2 separate regions of the Homo sapiens genome follow, and region 2 is linked to region 1. Evidence: chromatin loops called from intact Hi-C (ENCODE). Cell type or tissue: endothelial cell of umbilical vein. All regions are shown on one strand. Each heading gives the region's core, and the rest is flanking DNA. Links, peaks and the distances in the headings are about the cores only. Region 1 overlaps MOSMO (modulator of smoothened). Region 2 overlaps MOSMO (modulator of smoothened).

Region 1 (5,388 bases), core at 39-5,038:
GTAAAGAAAATTGATAAGACAAAAAGTACATATGATGACCCAACTACTGTGTTGTTGGGTAATTTATAAGGTTGACCTCCGACTTCATTGATGTAAAATCCTATTGGAAATATTAGGGCAGCCATACAGAAAAGGATCACTGTAAAACAAACCAAAACACAACATTAGTAACATGGTTTGGTGATTTCAAAAAACAATGAAAATTTGGCACAAAGGAAGCTTGTAAGAAGGGCTGGCCAAACCTGTTAAAACATGGACCACTTGTTAAAAATGTGTATATATTTCAGGTCACATAGTATCCCTGAAGCCTAACAATACAGTAAAAGCTAGGTTAGGCTTTTATGTAAGTTTTAGGACAATTCTGAATATCAGGATTAAGAAAGTCCTTTTCCAAACCTACCAAATCCTCACAAATACGATTCCTAGCCATTTACAATAGTAATTAAGGGCACTAGCTAGAGTCAGATAGGGGCTCAATTCCAGCTCTATTGCCTACTAGCTGTGTAATCTTAAGCCTCTGGTTCCCTTCTGAAAATGGGGGAAATACTAGAAGGATAAATAAAATAATGTCTAGTCCCTGACACAGTGCCAGGTAACAGTAAGTGCTGAATGAGTGCTGCATACCATTATCACAATAGTTACTATTCTGACAATTCTCTGTTCCTCTCAGTGTTAGTGAGAAGGAATTGGAGAAAAGGTACATATAAATAAGCATCACTTATCTTACTCTGATTTAAAATCAGCTAGTAGAGGCTGGGCATGGTGGCTCATGTCTGTAATCCCAGCACTTTGGGGGGCCGAGGCGGGCGGATAACCTGAGGTCATGAGTTTGAGACCAGCCTGGCCAACATGGTGAAACCCTGTCTCTACTAATAATACAAAAATTAGTCAGGCGTAGAGGTGCAAGCCTGTAATCCCAGCTACTCAGGAGGCTGAGGCAGGAGAATCACTTGAACCTGGGTGGTGGAGGTTGTAGTGAGCCAAGATTGTGCCACTGCACTCCAGCCTGGGCAACAGACTGAGACTCTGTCTCAATACAAAAATAAATAAATAAAAATAAAATAAAACCAGCTAGTAGAAATAACCTCAGATCTCTGGGATTAGTAAAGTGTCACAGTGGTTATCTCTTATCATGGATAATATTCCAAAAAATAAAATCTCTGTCTGGTTTCTGAATACCCAGAGAGGTAGGTTAAAGTCAGGGAGGATAGGTAACCTTCTTTGAGTTTTGCATGTAAACACAAAGGAGTATATTATTTGTTAAAATGTTTTTAAAAGGATATCAGAAAACCCAATGTCCGGGTAAAAGTGATTCCACAGTCCAGTGTTTCAGCAAATGGCCTGCTCCCTTGTGCTACCAAAGAAATGGTCTTCTTAGTGAACACAAACTATTTACAGATAGGCTAGCTTTTCCAAGAAAATATTTTTGCTTTTTGAAAGCATATTGCTCAAGTGTTCATTGTCCTTCAACTTTCTCTGGAGGCAGAAATACTTCTTCAGTGTAATGTGAGGACAGATTACTAGGCACTGTACATGAAGAGTTGGACCTTCCATTATTAACTGAATGCGTTTTCACCTCCAGGTGAAAACTATCCCCCAGCAATACTAACAGAGTCCTGGATAAACATTTCAGCTGACACTCGTCTCTACATTTTTTTGTGTGTTAACCAATCAACAAAACTTTCAGAGTTTTAAAAAAGTCAATTAGGAACCCCTTCCAGAAGGAATAACTCCAGCAATACAATGAGAAAAAACATTTGCTTAAGTAATACATCAGCTTAAGAAACAACAGCACTCTTACTTGTACGATTTAGGTAGATTATTTTATATTATACAAACTTACAGCTTATTTCATTTTGGGCAAATGACCACACCAAATAATATTACATAAGCAAACTTGGATTTTTTTAGATAGCTACTATAGAACAAATGAAAAATTCAGGCATTATGTTTTATAGCTTTTAGCTTTTTTGTTGCATAGTCAGCAACAAATAACTATTAGTGCTGCCAATGCCCACTTATCAGTGTTGTCTGTCACCAATTTCTAATGGTTCCACAGCTTAATATGGTCTGGTGAGTAAAATGAAACCACAATTTAGGTAACTATACACAATCTAATTTAAAAAACAATGGGGCAAAATTATTGTTGTAAAACAATTTTTTTCTTAATGTTGACTAATCTCAAGAAACAAGTAATTTAGAAAAGTACTTTAGGAATATGCAGATGTTAAATTTGTTCATTATGTTGACATGCCAACTTTGTTCCTATCATTTCCTATTTTCTACTCTAAAAAAGATCTATCCTTTATAATGGAGTAATCATTCTGCAACCAAAGAGTTTAACATTTTCAAGAGTTAAATATTTTCCAAATTTGTTAGAAAAGGCTTAAATTTTAAGGGAACAATGAAGTCCTGTTTAACCTTAGTTTTAAATCCAAGGAAGCAGGTTCTCTATACTTCCTGGGAGCAGATTTAATGCAGGTGGATGAGTTTTTCTTTTAAGCTATTGTGAACTATTAAGTTACTTTAGATCTTAAAATATTATTAATGCTGATAATATCAAACTTTGAAGGCTGAGCTTTGGATCCTAAATAAGTTTGTAAAGACACAATTTCATATCCTCCATGGCACAGATTTCTTGGTGGCGAGAGTCAGAAATCAGGTGCACTGGTAGGTGAGGGTGGAAATCAGGGTGGCAAAGGAAAGAACAAGGGCCAAACTTGAAGAACAGGACGACTCATCTTGGTTTCTCTTGCCCCCATAGGGAACCCCCATCATGTGGGGGCTCTTCTCTGAGACATATTTCCCCACTGTGCACGGCCATCAGAAGATATCACCCTTACATTATTATGAAAACTATAGCTTAACGGGAATAGAAATACACATAATAAAGTACATTTTTCAGGGGTGGAGTGGAAACACTAGGGGGCGCCCAATCCCTCTCAGAACTGTCACCCCAGCCACTCGTTCTGGTACCAAAAACAATGTATTTAAGGAAGCTAAAAGCAAGGCAGCCCTTATCCTCACCCTCAAGGTCCTCATGCACCAGGGAGGTTCTCAGAAGCCTTGAGCCATTAGACTCATTAACCTGTTTGACTAGGGAGCCCCAGGAGGTCCTCGGTGGGGCTGTCACGGGATATGGGGGAGCTCTATGCTTGCTTAAATGAAATTAGCTCAAAGATATATTACGTTTAAAAACCAAGATACAGAACAGTAGAAAAAATTTTACATAAATATGTATGTATGGAACACACACATAATAGATATGTTTCTGTGCACTGAATACCTCTAGTAGGAAACCCCAGAAACTGGTAAAAATGGTTGCCTCCAGGAAAGGGGTTAATGGGATGGCTGGGTGACAGGGCCAAATATGATTTCACATGGTTACCCTTTCAGAGATTTTGAATTATGCATCATATGCACATATTATTTCAAAAAGTTAAATTATTTAAAAAATAAAGAAAAAAATACATTGCATTTGGGGGCAACTACACATACTTAAATATTCTCTGCTTAAGGGGAATGGAAAACAGATAATCCTAGTTCTTTCCCTTTATTGGGTCATAAGAATCTATAGCTCATGAGAGCATATAACGTTTCGACTCACACTACCTTGCTAAATCATATTTTAGGTTTTTGGTATTCAAGGCATATGCATTCCCAAATTTCAACTAAATCCAGAAACTAAATCCTTCTTTGATATTATTTCACTCCTTGAAGAGTGATTTCTATCTGGATTAGTGAATCTGTGAGTAAAAGATAAAGAAGCAGATTCTCTTTAAATTTCTCATCAATATCCTTAACTTTAGCCGCACTGTTTCTACGATTGCTTCTGGACCCTCTCTCCAGAAAAGAATTGTCTCAGGAGGTCTGTTGGACAGGGGAAAGGTCACCAACTTGTTTCACTCTGCTTAACAAGGATGGAGAACCTTTTTTATATAAAAGGCAACTTGATCTAAATTTAAAAATTAAGGGCAATATAGATAAACAGAGTCAGAAACATACACATTAAAGAGTATCAATTTCAGAGAATACAGGAAGAAACAGAGGCTCATGAAGGAATATCACTCTCCTGCAGCCCTTTAGGATAAACTGAGTTTTAACATTAATAGGGATACAAGGGATTATCCCTTATCCCAATTATATGCGTTCTAAATGAAAATATCAAGAGAAAGTCAGCTGTTATATTTATTTTTAAAAATGTATGCAAACCTGAGATTATTTTAAGGCACTGAATTAAAAGTCTCATTTGCATAGGTATTGTTCTCCTGTTTCTTTAGAGCAGGATTTCTAAACAGTGGCTCTACTGCTACTTGGAACCAGATAATTCTTTGTTGTGGGGGGCTGTCCTATGTATTTGTAGGACGTTTAGCAGCCTCCCTGCCTCTACCCACCAGCATCCCCCTAGTTGTGACTACCAAAAATGTTTTCAGATATTGTTAAATAACCCCTGGGGTGCAAAATTGCTTTGGAGAAAAAGAAGCACGAAAGCAGAATTGCAGAAATGTCTTTTCTTTGTGCATTTTTGTTTCTTCTGTTTAACTTGAGATAAATCTCTGATGTGTTGTGAAATTAAACCAATTTTGCAAAGTACAAGAGAATGTGTAATATATAAGCTTATACCCTTGGGCAGAGCTTAATGGAGTAAGAAATATTGATAAACAATTATTAAATAACAAAATGTGTTGATTTTTCAATGGTTACAACATACAGCAGAAACTCAAAATCAATATTAAAAAATATTTCCACCTTCATCTAATTTATATTTTTATGTATTTGTTCTATACTTATCTTTATTTTGATAGATGATACCAATAGCTTCAAGAAGAGGAAAAGACTCAGGCTACTGGTAACTCTGAGTCACAAACCTGGAACACTTATGTCACAATCTGAGCAAAAATAAAATTCATTAAAATAGCATTTCATACAAAGTGATTAAAGTTGTGGATGTCCTGGTCTTGCAGAAAGAGTTTTGAAGAAATGATGGGACTGTGTAGAGTCTATCTCACGGCCATACACAAGTGGTGCTCTTTGATGATTATGAAGTCCTTATTACTGATTCTTGATTATCTTCATAAAAATACCAGTGTGGGTGGGTGCCTTCTAGACAAATTTAGTAAGCACAGGTTACTTACTTCCAGTGAATGCTATCCATCGAGCATATTTTGTAGCTTCTCTTCGCCAGTGGGAAGCCACCAGCAAACCACATGTGACAGTCAATGAAATGATTCCCATGATGATAAAAAACAGTGTGGTGACCCACTCCGGGGGAAGCCGGGGAGGGATGCACGTCCGGTCTCGTCCATGGATTGTTTGACACTGTCGCACGAGGCCCACAGTGAGTGCTCCTGGGGAGATGCAAATGGTGGGAATACTTTAGTGGGTTTG
Region 2 (5,388 bases), core at 336-5,335, 52 kb after region 1:
ATAAATTAGTTAATTAATTCTACTAAAAGTCCAAATAACTGCTTAAAAGCTTTTAAGAATGCAACAGCATTTTTCTGTCTAGCAGACTTAAGTGTGTAAAGTTACAGGTCAAGTGACTGCAAAGCCACATTTTGGTGACAAAATTGAAGGAGAGGAAAAAGCTTTAAAACTGGTGAATTCTGAAGAAAAGGAAAGAGAATTTTCTGAAGCTATAAGATCTACAATGACATACATGACAGTAAGGTATGCTGGATTTCTTCCCTAGACAGATGACAAGGCCAGAAGACTCTAAATGGCAACTCAAGAAATAACTACAGGCAACCCTATTTCATTTTATGAATCATACATGTATCTAACAGCCCAGAGAAAGAATGCTTTCAAAATTGGAGGTATTTAAAATGTCAAGAATGTATGTACATTAAACCATCTGACTTTTAGGACTTTTAAAAATATAAACATAGCCAGGCGTGGTGGCTCACACCTGTAATCTCAGCACTTTGGGAGGCAGAGGCAGGCAGATAACGAGGTCAGGAGTTCGAGACCAGCCTGGCCAACATGGTGAACCCCCGTCTCTACTAAAAACACAAAAATTAGCCGGGCATGGTGGCAGGTGCCTATAATCCCAGCTACTCAGGAGGCTGAGGCAGGAGAATCGCTTGAACCTGGGAGGTGGAGGTTGCAGTGAACCAAGACTGCACCATTGTACTCCAGCCTGGGCAACAAGAGCAAAACTCCATCTCAAAATAAATAAACAAACAAACAAACATAGCAGTGGGTACAGGAAATAATGCTCTGACAATATACACTCATCAAGCCTATGGGAGTGAGGGAAGGTTAAGTAGAGTATAAACATGGGAGAACATAAAACATGTAATTTACATCACCTTTGGAAAAGTAAAGTTGTAGAAAGAGAAAAATTAAAGAAAATATGACTGAGTAGATTACATATAATAATTCCTAGAAGAGGCTAAGTATAGTGAAAGGTCAATTAAAAAAGAAAGCAGTTGTTTTAGAAGTAAACACCCATCAGATGTTTATAGAGTAGTAATTATGTGATTCTGATGTTAAGATCCTCTCTTTTTAAGTTGTTTAATGGGTGTAGAGTTTTGGTTTTGCAAGATGAAAAGAGCTTTACAGATGGATCGGGGTGACGGTGGTAAAACAATGTGAATAAACTTAATGCCACTGAACTGTACACTTAAAAATGGTTAAGATGGTAAATTTCGTTATGCATATTTTATCAAAATTAAAAAAAAAAAACATAAAAAAGATCCTCTCTTTTCAAATTCCAGGGTCCAGTAGCCCTATCCATATTGCTGAAATGATTATAATAAAACAAATATTATAACTTCTACACTGCTTGCAACTGAGTAATCATAATAAAGGAAAGTTATATTTGTATGGATGGATATATATGCATACGCACACGTGTGTTTGGTATAATGATTATATTCTGAAAACTTGAAGAAGGGAAAACTCCAGTAGTTTAACTGAAGATAGAGATTTTTATTGATTATGACCCTATATACTTTACATCTTCTGGATAAAAGACATACATCTTTTCAAAATGGATGGTACAACCTAGGAAGAGAACTGACACCAATAAATTTGAACTATATAAATCTAATGACCTAAAAAACGATACATTTTAAAAATGAAAACTGTATCCAGATGTTCTTCCAAAAGGTTATAGTTAGCTTGCCACACAACTCCTGGAGACTGCTCTTTGTGGCTTCAGTGAGGCAACTGTCCCCAAAGGAATACAGATACTTTCATACTGAGGCAGAGAAACTGAAGGCAAGGGCTAGGGGCAGGAAACGAATGAGAAATTCAATTTTCTTGTCACTGCACAAGTAGAGTAGGTGTTTAGCAGCTTGCTTTCTCACTTCCCAAACAGAATCTTCAGTGTTTTGGTTCAGAAAAATCTATTTTTGTCCTAAATTCTACTTCAAAACCTTGAGATTAAAATAAAGGGCACTCTGATAAGAAATTTTCTGTCCCTATCACTCATAAATCTGGAGGAGAAAACGGAGAGGAAGAAGGATAAATAATAATAGCTGCCACTATATTTTGAGTGCTTTCTTAGTGCTGGGTGTAGTATTAAGTGCTTTATGTGTGCTCAAGTTAATTCTCAAAACAATTCAATAAGGAAACTCAGTAACAGGCTAAATGACAAGGTACCAGCTAGAAGGAGTTGGTTAGAACATGAACCAAGTCTAATTCCACAGGTGTGCTCAAAGTTTACTATGTAGGAATATTTTTGTATAACGGTTAAATTTTTCTTGAATGTTTGTCCAGAGAGTTAAAACTTTAGAAACATTAACAAAGATGTCTCATAAACACTGATTTCCCCAGACAAGTGGCGCATTTTCCACAAACCGCTATTTTGGACAGAAAATACTAAAATAATTTTCTCCAGGTGTTTAGAAACGCAGTTAACCTAATGAAAGCACTATAACACAGTTTTGCATTCTTACTAGTGATATAAAGCACTTTTTCAAATTAATCTGATTGCCCACCTTACTTCCTTTTAAAATTATATTGAAATCCTAGTCCTAGATTTTCTTGAGAATTTCTCTAGTATATTACATAGAATTATATTTTAAAGCCACACACTAAAGACAGTTTAGGAGTGATTTAAAAAATGGAATTTCACTTTGATTCTGTTAATTCAAGAAGAGGATCTTCAAACACTGTAATTTAAAAAAAACAGAGACTTGCTACACGAATACTTTAAGCAAGAGCTAAATTCCTGAACAGTTTAACTCCTCCTATCATTTTTACTCAGCAGAATTTCAAATAGCAGCTTGTGTACCCAAGTTATTTACATATTTTCTTCCTTAATCATCTCCTTTTCAAAGGACATAGAGTTCATTTAACAACCAGTTATTATGTCCTAGTTTTATTGCTATTTTTATTTGCTTTCTTTAATGAATGAATCATTTCCAAAACCAGTTTGTAAAGTAATACTCATTTCCGCTATTTCACGTAAAAAGCACAGGTCCAACAATTGCACTCTTTACCACCCCTTCCCGTATGTCTCACCACCAAATCACTATAAGACATCCTAAATTACAAACAGATTAATGTCTTTAAGAATGCAATTCTCAGGCTGGGCGCGGTGGCTCATGCCTGTAATCCCAGCTCTTTGGGAGGCCGAGGTGGGCGGATCACCTGAGGTCAGGAGTTTGAGATCAACTTGACCAACATGGTAAAACCCTGTCTCTACTAAAAATACAAAAATTAGCTGGGCTTGGTAGCACGTGCCTGTCATCCCAGCTACTCAGGAGGCTGAGTCAGGAGGATCACTGCAACCCGGAAGGTGGAGGTTGCAGTGAGCCAAAATCGCACCACAGCACTCCAGCCTGGGCGACAGAGTGAGATCCTGTCTCCAAAAAAAAAAAAAAAAAAAAGAATGCAATTCTCTCATATCCAACTTCCAGACTTAGTTATCATACAGACCATAAATAATTGTGACTTGGACACTAGCTAATATTCCAGGAACTAGTTATTGGTGAAGCAGGAGGAATTAGGAAAAAAGCTGTTAGGTCATCTAGGTCATCTCAGAATTTGTAAAGAATGGGTAGGTCAAATACCCCTTAGGAAAGCAGATTTCAAAAAACTAGGCCTGATTACATGGAATGAAATTATTGAAAAAAGGGGGTTCAAATGGTTACTAAGTTCTTGAAAATGTGGTTCTAATAATTACAGAGGGTGTTAATAAGAGAGAGGTACTAAACAAACCAGGATGGTTAAAACAGGACTCATCAGAAACAGCACACTATAAAAACAGCAGTGTGGTATGACTCCAGCATCATTTAATGCCAGGTAAATCATTCCCTTCTTTGAATATGCTTCTTCAACAGCAAAATGGGGACATTTCCCCTGCAGAGCTGTTGTAGGGGGTTTGTTACCTACTAAGATCAGTATTTCTTTGCAGTTCTTTTTGTCCTTAGGTTATATCCCATCATTAAGAGAGCACAGTCAGAGTTTTATGTTGAAAAGTTACTTGATAATTCCTTTTTTCCTTGATGGTTACATGATTAATTTGATGTACAGTTAGGCTCACTGATTTCAATTTGTATTCAATATTGAAATTTACTTTTTTCAACAGTAAGACTACTCTTCTTTACAGTAGTGGTACTATTCATATGAGGTAAACACTGTGGCCAGTTGTCCATGGACTAGAATTTATATGTAAACAGTAGAATCGGTATGGTAACATTTATATCTACAACTTAATATTTATTACAATAAAGTATTTATGATCAATTTTTAAGATAACTGCCTATGGCTCCCGAAAAGACTATAGCTAAGGATCTTCAAAAGTTAGTCTGATTAACTTTAGTTGACACTTACATAGTGCTATGTGCCAAGCACTGTAAGTGTTTTATATACATGAAACAGACCTCTGAGGTATGTTGCCCAAAATCATGCTGCTAGTAAGCTGAACAGATAGAATTTTTTTTTTTTTTTTAGACAGAGTCTTGTTCCATTGCCCAGGCTGGAGTACAGTGGCACAATCATATCTCACTGCAGCCTTGAACTCCTAGGCTCAAGCGATCCTTCTGCCTCAGCCTCCCGAGTAGCTAGGACTACAGGCACACATCATCATGACTAGCAATTAAAAAAAAAAATGTTTGTAGAGATGAAGTCTTGCTATGTTGCCCAGGTTGGTCTCAAACTCCTGGGCTCAGGCGATCCTCCCATCTCAGCCTCCCAAAGTGCTCAGATTACAGGCACATGAACCGTCATGTCCAGACAGAACAGGTAGAATTTGAACCTAGGCTCTACAGTCTGTCCTGTTAGCCACTTTAATATAATGTCTCCTGCATTCTAACTGATTACACATATGTCCCTGCCATAAATAGGAGCCATAAAACTTAAACCTTTTCTGGTTACTTAAATGTGTGACCTTAAGAAAATTATTGTATCATAACTTTCCCACTATTAAAAATGTTTTCGGCCAGGCGCAGTGGCTCATGCCTGTAATTCCAGCACTTCGGGAGGCTGAGGTGGGCAGATCACAAGGTCAAGAGATCGAGACCATCCTGGCCAACATGGTGAAACCCCGTCTCTGCTAAAAATACGAAAATTAGCTGGGTGTGGTGGCATAAGCCTATATAGTCCCAGCTACTCAGGAGGCTGAGGCAGGAGAATCACTTGAACCCTGGAGGTGGAGGTGGCAGTGAGCCGAGATCATACCACTGCTCTCCAGCCTGGTGACAGAACAAGACTCCGTCTCAAAAAAAAAAAAAAGTTTTCAAAGATAATCAACTGCTGTAGACTAAATCTCCTATACATATTTGTAAATATTATTTAGGCCAAATCAACTGCTCTACCTAACCACTAATTTCACTCATTCAATCAACATTCATTAAACATTGC

Evidence for each region. Peaks named below come from ENCODE experiments on the same cell type or tissue, not always from the same donor. Only the 100,000 strongest peaks of a DNase experiment are listed, where the experiment ranks them.
Region 2: a loop joins it to region 1, with 5 times the contacts of the local background. A loop is called at or near these places in 10 of 110 quality-filtered maps.

Annotation. Positions count from the first base shown.
Region 1 is chr16:22,075,447-22,080,834 of GRCh38, reverse strand. It overlaps MOSMO (modulator of smoothened), which reads right to left. Exons shown (of 3, transcript NM_001164579.2): 2 at 5,136-5,348; 3 at 1-139. Among named protein-coding and RNA genes, the nearest start is that of VWA3A, 14 kb to the left of the region's middle. In endothelial cell of umbilical vein, for the core only: a CTCF peak has its summit at 2,918 (motif pointing right); a DNase peak (open chromatin) is centred at 2,934; H3K27ac peaks cover 147 bases.
Region 2 is chr16:22,024,241-22,029,628 of GRCh38, reverse strand. The region is part of intron 1 of MOSMO (modulator of smoothened); the gene reads right to left. Among named protein-coding and RNA genes, the nearest start is that of MOSMO, 19 kb to the right of the region's middle. RefSeq lists a silencer at 1,756-1,915 and an enhancer at 2,311-3,510. In endothelial cell of umbilical vein, for the core only: no CTCF peak of the experiment used is centred there; a DNase peak (open chromatin) is centred at 2,998; H3K27ac peaks cover 4,073 bases.